Regions from separate parts of the Homo sapiens genome. Here all the other regions are linked to region 2. A link is a loop called in an ENCODE intact Hi-C map of the cell type or tissue named here. Cell type or tissue: Calu3. All regions are shown on one strand.

Region 1 (4,000 bases), 110 kb after region 2:
GAAACTCAACCATTCAGCATTTATGTTACTTACCAGTGACACATGCTTATGAGCTTAATGATATTATCTGGCTCCATCTAACACAATGGTGCTTTTAGCTAATATCTTTAAAAATTCATTTGGAAGCAAAAGAGGACTCTCTACTCCACTAGAGACAAAGCAATGCAGTAGTCTCCCCTCATCCTCAGTCTTGCTTTCCACTGTTTCAGTTATCCAAGATAAACTGCAGTGCAAAAATAGGTAAGTAAAACAAGATAAGACATTTCGGGAAAGAGAGAGGAAAAAGAGACCATATTCACACAACTTTTATTATACTATATTGTTCTAATTGATTATTGATTATTGTTATTAACTTCTTACTGTGTCTACCATAAATTAAACTTTATCATAAGTATGTACATATAGAAAAAAAACCACTATATACAGGATTGGGTGCTATCTGTGGTTCCAGGCATCCACCGGCGGTCTTGGAACATGTCCCCTATGGATTGGGAGGGGTTACTGTACTACATCCCCATCCTCAGCTGAGCTAGGAATGGAATGACATGCCTGAAGCAAAGCACCACCCTGGCCCAATGGTCTCAATGGCAAGCAGGGGTCATGCACCACCAGACGTTCTGTGTGACCACATCTGCAGGAGTACAAGTGCCCGAGGAGTTGTGGATGGAATGGGATGGGCCTGGGAAACACGGGCCTGGAGACCAGAAGGGTGAGGAAGAAAGGAGAAAAGAGAGTAGAGAAGAGAGAAAAGGTGGAAGGAAAAGAGTGGGAGAGTCAGGGAGGCAGGAGGAAGCGAGCTACTACTGTCCAGGAAGGGGGCAAAGCTACCAGAGGGCATCCCACCCCTACAATTGACACAGCTCTCTTATGTTCCTGGTGCCCTCTAATATATAAAAGCACTCTCTGCTAAACACAAATCATTTACTACTTGTCAACTCTTCCCTTGACTATTTTAAGGGCCTAATGAAATGAAACTTATGCGTGAAGAAAAGAGATTCATAATACGGTTATTTCAAGAATACAGAAAACAGCCACACACCCCTCAGTGCTGATGCAGCACTCTACCTTGCCAGTCTCTTTCTGGGTTATATTAAAACAAATACGGTTCCAGGATTCTCTCTACGAGCAACCTAGAATACATAAAGAAAAAAGATACGGTGTTGCCACACCCTAAAGGCCCCAGTAACCTCTACACACCATGGTCCTTCTCAAAGTTTACACTTATCTTACTTAACTATGTTTTCTCCTGAGAAACCTGGAATGTTACAGAGCTGGAAACGACATCAACTAATCTATATACTTTATTTTATACTAGAAGGAACTGAATCCCAAAGTCATTAAATGAGTGGTTTTAGGTCACACACAGGTTTGATGATGAAAGAGGGTACTACCCAATTTTGCCATTATCACTGCAGTATAAAGGAGGGTATCTGTACATATGTATATCACCATCTTTAGGTCAGTAGATTACCCATTTCTTCTTATTCACATGAGAACAGCTTGTTAGAAAACCCTTAATTGTTGTATTTTCTTTTTCTTAATTCATGCTTCTGTAATCTCCTGAGACTGGTTTAGAGAGAATACAGAGCTTACAGACAAGTCTTAAGAGTGTGATTTCTTTAATGTTTACAGTCTTATAATGCAATGGGTATTAAACCGTAATTACCAGTATTTTTAGGTTGATAAAAAACACATTTTTGTTGAAATATTGTGAAATTTATGGAAAAATAGATTATTATTATATTCAAGGTTTTTAACACATTTTCCAGCTCTTACTTTTGGTCATTTTTTTATTTATTTTTATTTTTAAAATCTCTTAATCATCTACCTATTTTTTCATAACATTTACAATATTTCACCAAAGTATATTCCACTCAGTCTTAAATGAGAACCTGAAACTAAGTACAAGTTAAAAGAATGGCATGACTGTGTCATACTCATATGAAGAAGAAAGTGTAGATATATAGTCATTAGTTTGGGGACTGTGAAAAATATAAGTTTTATTAAGTATTGTTTTGTCTTTTCAAAAAACAATGTGTAATTCTCAGTCCGAAAAATTTCCACTGATGAAATATATATTCTGTAAAAGGTTAAAGTTAAGGATAATGTAAAGCATAAGAGTTTACTGCCATCTTGTGGAATGTTTGCTGTTACATTCTGAAATACCTTTTTCTCCTTTATTGTCAAGAATGTCATTTTTTTGTTACTATTAGTTACAAAATGATTTGAGAGGTCCCCAAGAACTAACCAGAACTAATACTTATCTATAAAACAAGACATGAGAGGACTCATATGCTTTGCATCACGGAGATTTTTGATTCATATAGCTTACTACCCCTTGTTTCCAGTCATTTGCTCATCTACTTTTCCTGTTGAGTGAATTTAGCATTTAATTTAATATATTTTACTTATCAAGGATTCAGAATGAGAGAAATACAATATTAGAGTGTTGACTGACACAGAAAAGAGCAAAGAACATATTCTGCTCTTGGACATTTAGTCCAGCCCAGGCATCCAGGACAATTGTCAATAAGGTAGGTCCTTACTAACAAAATTTGGTACTGGGATCAGCATTACCTGGGACATTTTAAGAACTGAAAAGACCTGGACCCCATTCCAGCCCTACTGAATCAAAACTTTCATTTTTTACAAGATCCCCAATTGATTCGCACGCACAGTAAAATTTGAATTGTACTAGCATTGACCACCATGTGTCATTCCATTTACACTTTTATTATAGCACAATATGCACACACACACACGCACACACACACACATACACACACCCCACAGTTGCTTGGAGATGTGGGAAAAGCCAAGCATCAAAACACTTGGATTCAAGTCCATGTTATTTAATTTGTGCATCTGAGTTTAAGCCCGAGAATTTAATTTTTGTGGACCTGAGATTTTTCATCTGTATCATAGAGAAAGGTGTTCCAAGGTGATTCTAATGTCCCTTCTCATTCTAAAATTCTTTGATTTACTATTTATGCATCAGTTGTTAATTTAGTTAAATATCCATGCATCATTTATTCATGCATCAGCAACTTTATTGTTTGTCTCAGTAATTCTGATTGCAGCCCAATGATTAAGTTTTAAATTCACAGCTGGCAAGCTGGTGGCCCAGCAGACATGTTTTGTCTACTAAGAAAAGTATTTAAAATTTTTGAAATTATTGCCGGGTGCGGTGGCTCACGCCTGTAATCCCAGCACTTTGGGAGGCCGAGGAGGGCAGATCACTGGATCAGGAGATCAAGACCATCCTGGCCAACGTGGTGAAACCCTGTCTCTACTAAAATTAAAAAAAAAAAAAAATTAGCCGGGCGGGGTGGCGCAGGCCTGTAGTCCCAGCTACTCGGAGGCTGAGACAGGGGAATCGCTTGAACCTGGGAGGCGGAGGTCGCAGTGAGCCGAGATTGCACCACTGCACTCCAGCCTGGTGACAGAGCAAGACTCCATCTCAAAAAAATTAAAAAATTGAAATTATTTACCAACATTTAAAAAAAATCATTATTTCACATCAATGCTATGGATTTTCTGCTTCTCTTCAAAAATCAAAACACCTGTCCAAGCTCACACTTCCACATGGAAACAATTACCTATGGCTGAACCCCATTTTGCCCCAGTCCCCACCCAGCCCTTTTCTTTACATTAATGCCTGATCCCTGTTGGCCTTGGGGTCAGTAATCTATCACTTAAGCAGTGTTCTCAATCAAGACATTTAGCATGTCCAAAACCTGTAATAGACAGACCAAATGAAAAATTGTATTCCTTTACAAGCTCTAATCTTCAACACTGAATTGTGCATTTCACTGTAGTGTGAATATCCTTTTTATGTACCACAGTACCCTTTTATGACTATTAAGTATTCACAGCATTAGAATGAGAATTGGCTTGTCCACACAGGCCCAATTTACTAATTACTTCTCTTAGCCAGCTTTTACATGTCCACATGTATAAAAGTGCAAGCAACACAGTTCCCTTCCTATTCAAAGATTAC
Region 2 (4,000 bases):
TGTGCCCTCTTCATGTAGGAAATGTGCAGCTGGGAAAGGGGAAGAATTTTAAATTGAACAATGAGCACTAGTGTTGATCTTACATTACAAAGAGTTTCTGAAACTACTGAGATGAGAATGTCCTGAAGACTGAAATAACCAAGAAAATCCATGGAGTCAGCCCCTCCTTTCATCCAGGGGCAGAAAAGAACAAATCCAAGGAGATGATGTCGAGTGGTTTGGCCGAGAACCAAACAACTTGAGTGCTTGGTTCCTGCATTACATCATCTTAACTGAAGTTCATTCCATTAACTTTTTATATGAGAAAAAAAGGAGGTAGCATAGGAAGTAATCAGGAAAATGTAAATTAATGTATTGACATCATTTTTCACAGGTTAGATTGGCAAAATTTAAGAGGCTGATAAAAATCCATTTTTGTAAAAATGAAGGGAAATTAGAACTTGTCCACAATATTGATAAGAACTTCAAGAAATAGTTTCGGAAGGTAATCATACATACATATATATATATACACACAGACATAAATACATATAGGTATAAGAATATAAACAGAGATATGCAATATTTCAAAACAAGTTTTTCTAACTTAAAAACCCTACAAGTTTAGAACAATATAAGAATACAAGCTCCATGAAATCAGAGGCAATCTAAAGAAGGGCTTGGAATATGATAGTCATTCTATAAATATTTGTTGAATGAATAAGCCTCTATTTATGCACAAAATGGAGGAAAATAAAGATATATTTAAATATTTAATTTTGTATAGTTCTGTATTGTGTGAATTTTTGAAATAAAAAATTTAATCACACAGCACTTAGAGTAAAATAAAATAAATTGTAAGTTAAAAGTACATGCTTTATGTATACTAGTTCTAACATTCTGCAGCTTGAACAAATCTACCAAGCTACTAATCTGCTAACATCTCTGGACATCTTTTAAATGAAGATAATAAAATACAATTAATGAGATTTTTGTGAAAATAACAAGTGAATACCAATTATCCAACTGCTTGACACATTGTACAGAGTCATTAAACGGTGGCAGGATATTATTTATCACTCTCCTAACCTCCAATGTAACCCAATGTCCTTTGCTGACCTTTTTTTAATCCAAGTTTCTCCAAGATGGAACCTCATCCAGGACTGACATAATGAGCTATGCCATCACTTTAAAATATCTCCCTATTCAGTTAAACTGTTTATTAATGACTGTTTTTAAGGAGAAGGAAAAAAGAGACTTAGCTGTTTATCTCAAGCCATACGACAAAATATATTTTAAGATCAAAGGTTAAATATTCAAATAATAAAACAGAGAAAAATATGGGCAATATTAATATGAACTTCAGAGGTGTAAAGATTTTTTTAAGCTTAACCAAAATTGAATAAATAACAAGAAAAACAAGTAATAGAATTGACTATACAAAAATAGAAACCTATTAAAGACATTAGGCCTAAAAAGCTTTCAACCAAGATGCCAAACACAAGTTTAATGCACTAATTTTTAAGTGGCTCTATGTATCTATCATAAAACATAAAGAAGCCCTTGAAGACATTTGGACAAAAGACAAAGCATGTAATTTACCCTCTCCCCAAATTCAGTCTCACACTTAGTTTATAAAAAGTATTATTGATACTTTTTAATATTAAAATAATTTTATGTATTATATTTTCCCATTCATCCCTGAAGCTAAGCTGTCACCAAGCAACCCCCACCAGGTGGCACAACATCCCCTGAGTTGTGTGCAGCTGTTACACCCTTCCTCATGGGAAGTCACTCCACCTACCCACCATGCAACCTGCTCCCTTGGCCAGAGCTGAAACTACCACTTCCTCCTGGGGAAAGAGTGCCTTTTCAGAGGCTCATTCCACTCCTCACAGTCACCACTACTGCACTCTGCACCTGGAGACCATCACTAAAGCAGCACACACCCTTCTAGGGAAACAGTGCTGAGGGGGAACTGTGCCATCCACCTCCCCCAGTCAGCTGCTGCACCCTGCCCCTTGGGCCCTGAGCTGAAGCTGCACACTCTCTACTACAGAAACGGTGCTTTGGTGGAGCTGCTACACACTGCCTCTCAAGAAAACAGTGCCTTGGCACAGTTACTCCAAAAATCCCTTTTAGTCACTGCTGTGCCCTGCCCCATGGTACTCAAATCGAAGCTGCACAGTCCCTCCCAAAGAAATAGTGCTTTGGTGCATCTACTCTATAAACCCCTCTCTGTCACCGCTGCATCCTGTCCCCCTGTGCCAGAGCTGAAGCAATGCAGGACACCCCAGGGAAATAGTGCCTTGGCTGTCCAGAGCAGTCATACCCCTCTGTGCCCCAGCTAAAGCAGAACCTTGCTTCCTGAGAATACAGTACATTTGCTGCTGCCTAGAGCAGCCACATATCCTTGGGGCTGAGTTGAAGCAGTTTGCTAACTCCCAGTGAATGGCATCTTGGCTGCACAGAGGTGTCACACACCCTAATACCTAAGCTGAAGCAACACCCTGCAACCCAGGGAAACCATGCCTGGGCCATCCAGAAAAGTCATGCCCCCAACACCTGAGATCAAGTGGGACAGCAACCCTTAGGAATCAGGGCCTTGGCTGAGCCGAGCAGCTATGCATCCCAGGGCTGAGCTGACCTAGTACCACATATCACAGGGAAACAAGGGAGTGGCTGATCTGAGACATTCTATCCTATGAGCCAAACAACTCTTATACCTTATGTCTCTGGACATGGACTAGTAACCTAGATTGGGAGCTTCTGATATACCCCTTTCCCTGGGTAGTGGAGTCAGTGTTGTGCTGCTTCCTGACCCCAAGGGCTCAAACAACAGCTGTGCTCTGCAATTCTGATGTCTTTGCTGCTACTGAGCTTGGCCTCACAGAGTCTAAGATACTGCCAAGCCCTGCCATTTCAAAGTCTGGAATCACTCCTACATGGAGTCTCATTTCCTGGGACTCCAGTGCCACTGAGCCCTGTTACTCAGGTTCCTGAATTACAGCCATACCCTGCCTCCCAGACCCAAACCTTCAGAGCACCTTTTCTTACCCAGAGTTGGGCCAGTGCTATACCCTGACCCCAGGGGTAGAATCACCACTACAATGCAACCTCTCAGGCCCAAACTGCTAGGGCATACCCCAGAGTCACAGATCTTGACTCTGTGGGCATCATAAATCTAACTTAGCCACAGAAAGCAAATCTGAACCCTAATTCCCAGTGTTACAATAGGATCACAAGATCTTGAGGCTAAGACCTCAATCCCACAGCTGCTCTGAGTACCTACATCTAGAACTCAGCACTGCTGCAGCTGCTTGCAGGCCATATCAGACCTGATAGCAAGAGCCAGCCCTTTGGTTAAGTCTCCCCATTGTGTGGAAAACAAGAATAGGAGGACCCCAAGATATCCCTTTTCCACCAAGAAAATCAACAACCTACATCACTGCCATTGCTGCCACAAATGTCTACAGTCCAGGCCACTAGAGGTGCCCACAATTATTGCTGACATTAATGGCTTAATGGATTTAAAGCATAGCCCAACTGTATGCTGCCTACAAAAAACACTTCACCTATAAAGACACATATAGACTTAAAGTGAAGGGATGTGAAAAGACTCCACACAAATGGAAACCAGAGTGAGCAGAAGTTGTTATACTTATATTAGGTAAAATAGACTTTAACTGAAAAACAGTAAAAGGAGACGAAGAAGATAACTATATAATAATAAATAGATCAATTCTGCAAGAGGATATAACAACCTATATGCATCCAACACCAGAGCACCCAGATGCATAAATGCTATTAGATCTAAAATGAGCAAGAAACTCCAATACAATAATAGTTGGGGACTTCTACACCCCACTGTCAGCATTGCAGAGATCATCTAGACAGAAAATCAACAGAGAAACTTTGGATTTAAACTGCACATTAGACCAAATGGAGCTAGCAGACATTTATAGACTATTTCATCCAACAGCTGCAGAATACACATCCTTTCATCAGCATATGGAAAATT
Region 3 (4,000 bases), 190 kb after region 2:
GGAGGCCGAGGCAGACAGATCACATGGTCAGGAGTTCGAGACCAGCCTGGACAATATGGTGAAACCCTGTCTCTACTAAAAATACAAAAATTAGCTGGGCATGGTGGTGGGAGCCTGTAGTCCCAGCTACTCAGGAGGCTGAGGCAGGAGAATCGCTTGAACTCGGGAAGCAGAGCTTTTAGTGAGCCAAGATCACGCCACTGCACTCCAGCATGGGCGACAGAGCGATACTCCATCACACACACACACACACACACACACACACACACACACACAAAAGCCTTATATTTTAGAGATAAAATAACATTTATTAAAAAATAATACAACTTGCTTCAAAATAATCTTGGGAAAGGAATGGGCATTGCTATATATGAAACAAAATCAGACGTGAGTTAGTAATTGTTGATGCTGAGCGATGTGCACATAGAGGTTTATTGTATTCTCTCCTTTTGTATTTATTTAAAATTTTCCATAACAGAAAGTTAAAAATAAAATGAAAAAATAATGCAAATGTTATTTGCCTAGGTAAAATAAAGTGATTATAATGTATGTGTACTAAAAGAAACTTTTACATGTTTCGTAAGCAGGGGAGCCAGGCTCAAACTGTCTTGATTTCCACTAGCTACCTTGCATCAGCTACAAATCCCATCACCTCCTTGGCTGAAGCTGAAAAGCAACTGGAATGTGGGAAACTGCCATAAGATCTGGATCTTCCCATCACCGAAGTGAGCAGTTGAGGGTATGTGATAGGTAGATGTGATGCTTTCTGACAGTTCCCTGGACTGGCCTGCAAAGGGGCCTCTGCACCTACGTTTTGACTCCCAAAACCATCCCATGGTTAGGCTCACTTTTTTGTCCCAGCTCAGTCACCTCCCAGTCATGCAAATTCCCACTGAACAGATCTCTAGTCCAACCATTTAAATGTGGTCTGGAAGATAAGCCCAAATGACATCATAAAAATACATTAAAAATGACAATATTAGGTATGGCAGACAATGTGTCTTCAGTCTCTTCAGTATTTCCCCTTTCTTTCTTCCCAAAAGAATTCCAATATGTCTAATTTAAAAAAAAATTCACTTTCCAAAAATCTCTCAGAAGAGAGTTGACCATATAACATAGTCCTGGCCAATGGAACTTCAGCAAAAGATTTTGAGAGGGAATTTCAGGAACACTTTTTCAGAAACAGTCAACTCATTTTATTCTTTTTTTTTTCTTATTTCACTGTATGAATTGCAGTTTGACACTCAGTGCTGCAGCTGCCATATTGCAACCATGGGAGCAAAATCGACGTGCTCAAGATGACAGAGCAGAAATAGAAAAGGAGTCTCATTCCCTAAACAGCTGAACAGCCATGAACTGCCTACCTCCCAGACCAGAGGACATGAGAAAAATGAATTCCTATTTTATTAAACTACTGTAATGGGATTTCTGCTATATAGAGCTAAAAGTAATCTCTAACTGACATATCAGCTTATAAACTGTCCCAAATGTAAGAAATATGTTCTTATTATTAAATTCCCGGTTGGCGGGGGGGGAGGGTGGATCAAAGTCAAAAAAATTAAATATACATTGTTTTGTAAGTATAAGGCAAAATAATACAGTAAAAATATTATCCTAACAACTCCTCATGTTGGTTGGTGTCAGTCAAAACTTCCTGAAGCAGATGCTTGAGCATTGCAAATGCTTCTGCTGTCGTTAATATTCTGTGCACCCATGACTCAGTTTAAGTCTTTCGTTGAGACCATACTACACCTCCACCTTTTATTCGTGCCACAAGGAAACACAGATGTGTAATGTAAGCTTCTAATATGAGAAACCCACACACTCATACAATGTGAAGGAAACATACAAATGTAGTGATTTTAAATAAACAATGTATTATGGCATCCTGCTATCCACAGTGTAAGTACTATAACAGTCAGGATAAGGCCGCCCCACCGCTAGTCCATATTTTGCCTTTGTGCACATTAGAAAATTTTACCGCTTCCACAGAACATCTTACTGATATCTGTAGTGGGCATGTATGTATAATAATTATGCAAGTATCATATACAAAATATATTATGTAAACAGCACCCCCTAGAGGTATGCAGTATACAAGCAGCTCACTGTCAGCCCATCCTGGAGTAGGAAGAAATCAGTGTGGGCTGAAGTCAGAGATGTCATATATGGAAATGGTTTTGAGTAGAGCCGTCGATATATTAGAAAATAGAAGAAAGATCAAATTTTGTGTTTTTATGGAATTTAGATTAAGTTTTCATTATTTTAAGAAACTCTACTTATCTACAGAAAACAATACCAGATCTCGGATACTGATCATTATATCGTACCATGCCTGCAAAAGTAAATAACTTTTTAATCTTGCCATTAGAAATCCATGAGCATGTACCTTCCCATGCCATAAAGGAACTCACACACAGAGTGGCAGTAAATCAAATTTCAGAGGAACTTTTGCTGTGCTGGAGACTCACATTTGCAGGGGCATGCACACATGCAGGGGAAGATCATAAAATTACTCTTCCTGTCATAGCCTGCATGCAGCTTTGGCTGTTTGCACTGCCACCAGCAAGCAGCTTTACTGGTTGAGACACCCAAACCAGGGGTCTTGTTTGCAAAACAAATGAATATAACATTTAACCCCTTCCTGAACAAGACTATGACAAAGCAGAGGGACTTGATTTAATGTCTCATTCAAGTAAAATGCTCACTTGAGTGCTCTGGGAAAATACCTTTCAAAATATCTCTATGGTTCTTTTCAGATTAAAAATGGACATGATCTCATTCTTGGGTAAGATCCCATGGAAATTTACTTTCAGGTAGTTGAATTCAAGAGTATTCAGCCTGTAATCCCAGTGCTTTGGGATACCAAAGGGGAAGAATGGCTTGAGGCCAGGAGTTGGAGGCTGCAGTGAGATATGTTTGCACCACTGCACTCCAGCTTAAGTGACAGAGTAAGACTCTGTCTCAAAAAAAAAAAAAAAAGAAGAAGAAGAAGAAGAAGGAGTATTCAACTTGCTTGATGGGGCATCCAATACCCTAAGAAGTTTCTGAAGCAAAAGAATTCTTAGCCCTCTTCAGTCCTCTGATCACTGGATGGAACCAAATCTGTCTTTTTTTTTTTTTTAGAGAAAGCCTCACTCTGTTGCTCAGGCTGGAGTGCAATGACATGATCTCAGCTCACTGCAACCTCTGCCTCCCTGGTTCAAGCAATTCTCCTGCCTCAGCCTCCCAAGTAACTGGGATTATAGGCACATGATGCCACACCCAGCTAATATAGATATATATATATTTTATTTTAGTAGAGACGGGGTTTCACCATTTTGCCCAGGCTGGTCTCGAACTCCTGAGCTCAGGCAATCCACCCCCCTCAGCCTCCCAAAGTGCTAGGATTACAGGCATGAGCCACCGTGCTTGGCAAGTCTGTCATTTTTTAAATAATTTCCCCATGATTCAGATATTAGCTAGTGTGGCACTGGACTGATTAACCTTTTAAAAATTAAGCTACATAATTATCCTAGTTCACTTTTATTTTTCATAAGACATGATTCCCAATCTTTTGGAGGCCATGAGACTCATTGAAAATCACCATATTTATAAAGCACACTGCATAAAGAGTTGAGGCTGTTTACAGCCAGAAGCCAAAGACCTGGGGGTCTCTGGACAGCGTAGTCTCTGACCAGTCACCAAGGGCTGAGGGAATCAGGGCCTTGGCTCACTCGTAATTCACTCTAGGAAGAGGAGGGCACTCATGATAGGTGTTATAATGTCGAGAAGAAACGAAACCAGGATATTAGATTTTAGTTAGCTTCCTTGACTCCTCAATCCTAGAAATGGCTTTAGTCCTACTTAAGCAAGAAAACTTTTATATCTAATATTTTAAACCTAATGTTTTATACCTAGTATTAAGAATTTTTTTTTTTTTTGAGACTGAGTCTTGCTCTGTTGCCCAGGCTAAAGTGCAGTGGTGCAATCTTAGCTCACTGCCACCTCCACCTCCCAG

Evidence for each region. Peaks named below come from ENCODE experiments on the same cell type or tissue, not always from the same donor. Only the 100,000 strongest peaks of a DNase experiment are listed, where the experiment ranks them.
Region 1: a loop joins it to region 2, with 11 times the contacts of the local background. A loop is called at or near these places in 11 of 110 quality-filtered maps.
Region 3: it touches region 2 in a loop (6-fold over the local background); 9 of 110 quality-filtered maps call a loop at or near these places.

What each region holds. Positions count from the first base shown.
Region 1 is chr2:138,921,295-138,925,294 of GRCh38, reverse strand. All of the region lies in intron 2 of LOC105373640 (a long non-coding RNA gene), which reads right to left. Among named protein-coding and RNA genes, the nearest start is that of NXPH2, 140 kb to the right of the region's middle. In Calu3, a CTCF peak has its summit at 2,175 (motif pointing left); no DNase peak of the experiment used is centred here.
Region 2 is chr2:139,029,752-139,033,751 of GRCh38, reverse strand. No RefSeq gene overlaps it. Among named protein-coding and RNA genes, the nearest start is that of NXPH2, 250 kb to the right of the region's middle. In Calu3, no CTCF peak of the experiment used is centred here; a DNase peak (open chromatin) is centred at 1,741.
Region 3 is chr2:138,844,498-138,848,497 of GRCh38, reverse strand. No RefSeq gene overlaps it. Among named protein-coding and RNA genes, the nearest start is that of NXPH2, 66 kb to the right of the region's middle. In Calu3, a CTCF peak has its summit at 2,047 (motif pointing left); no DNase peak of the experiment used is centred here.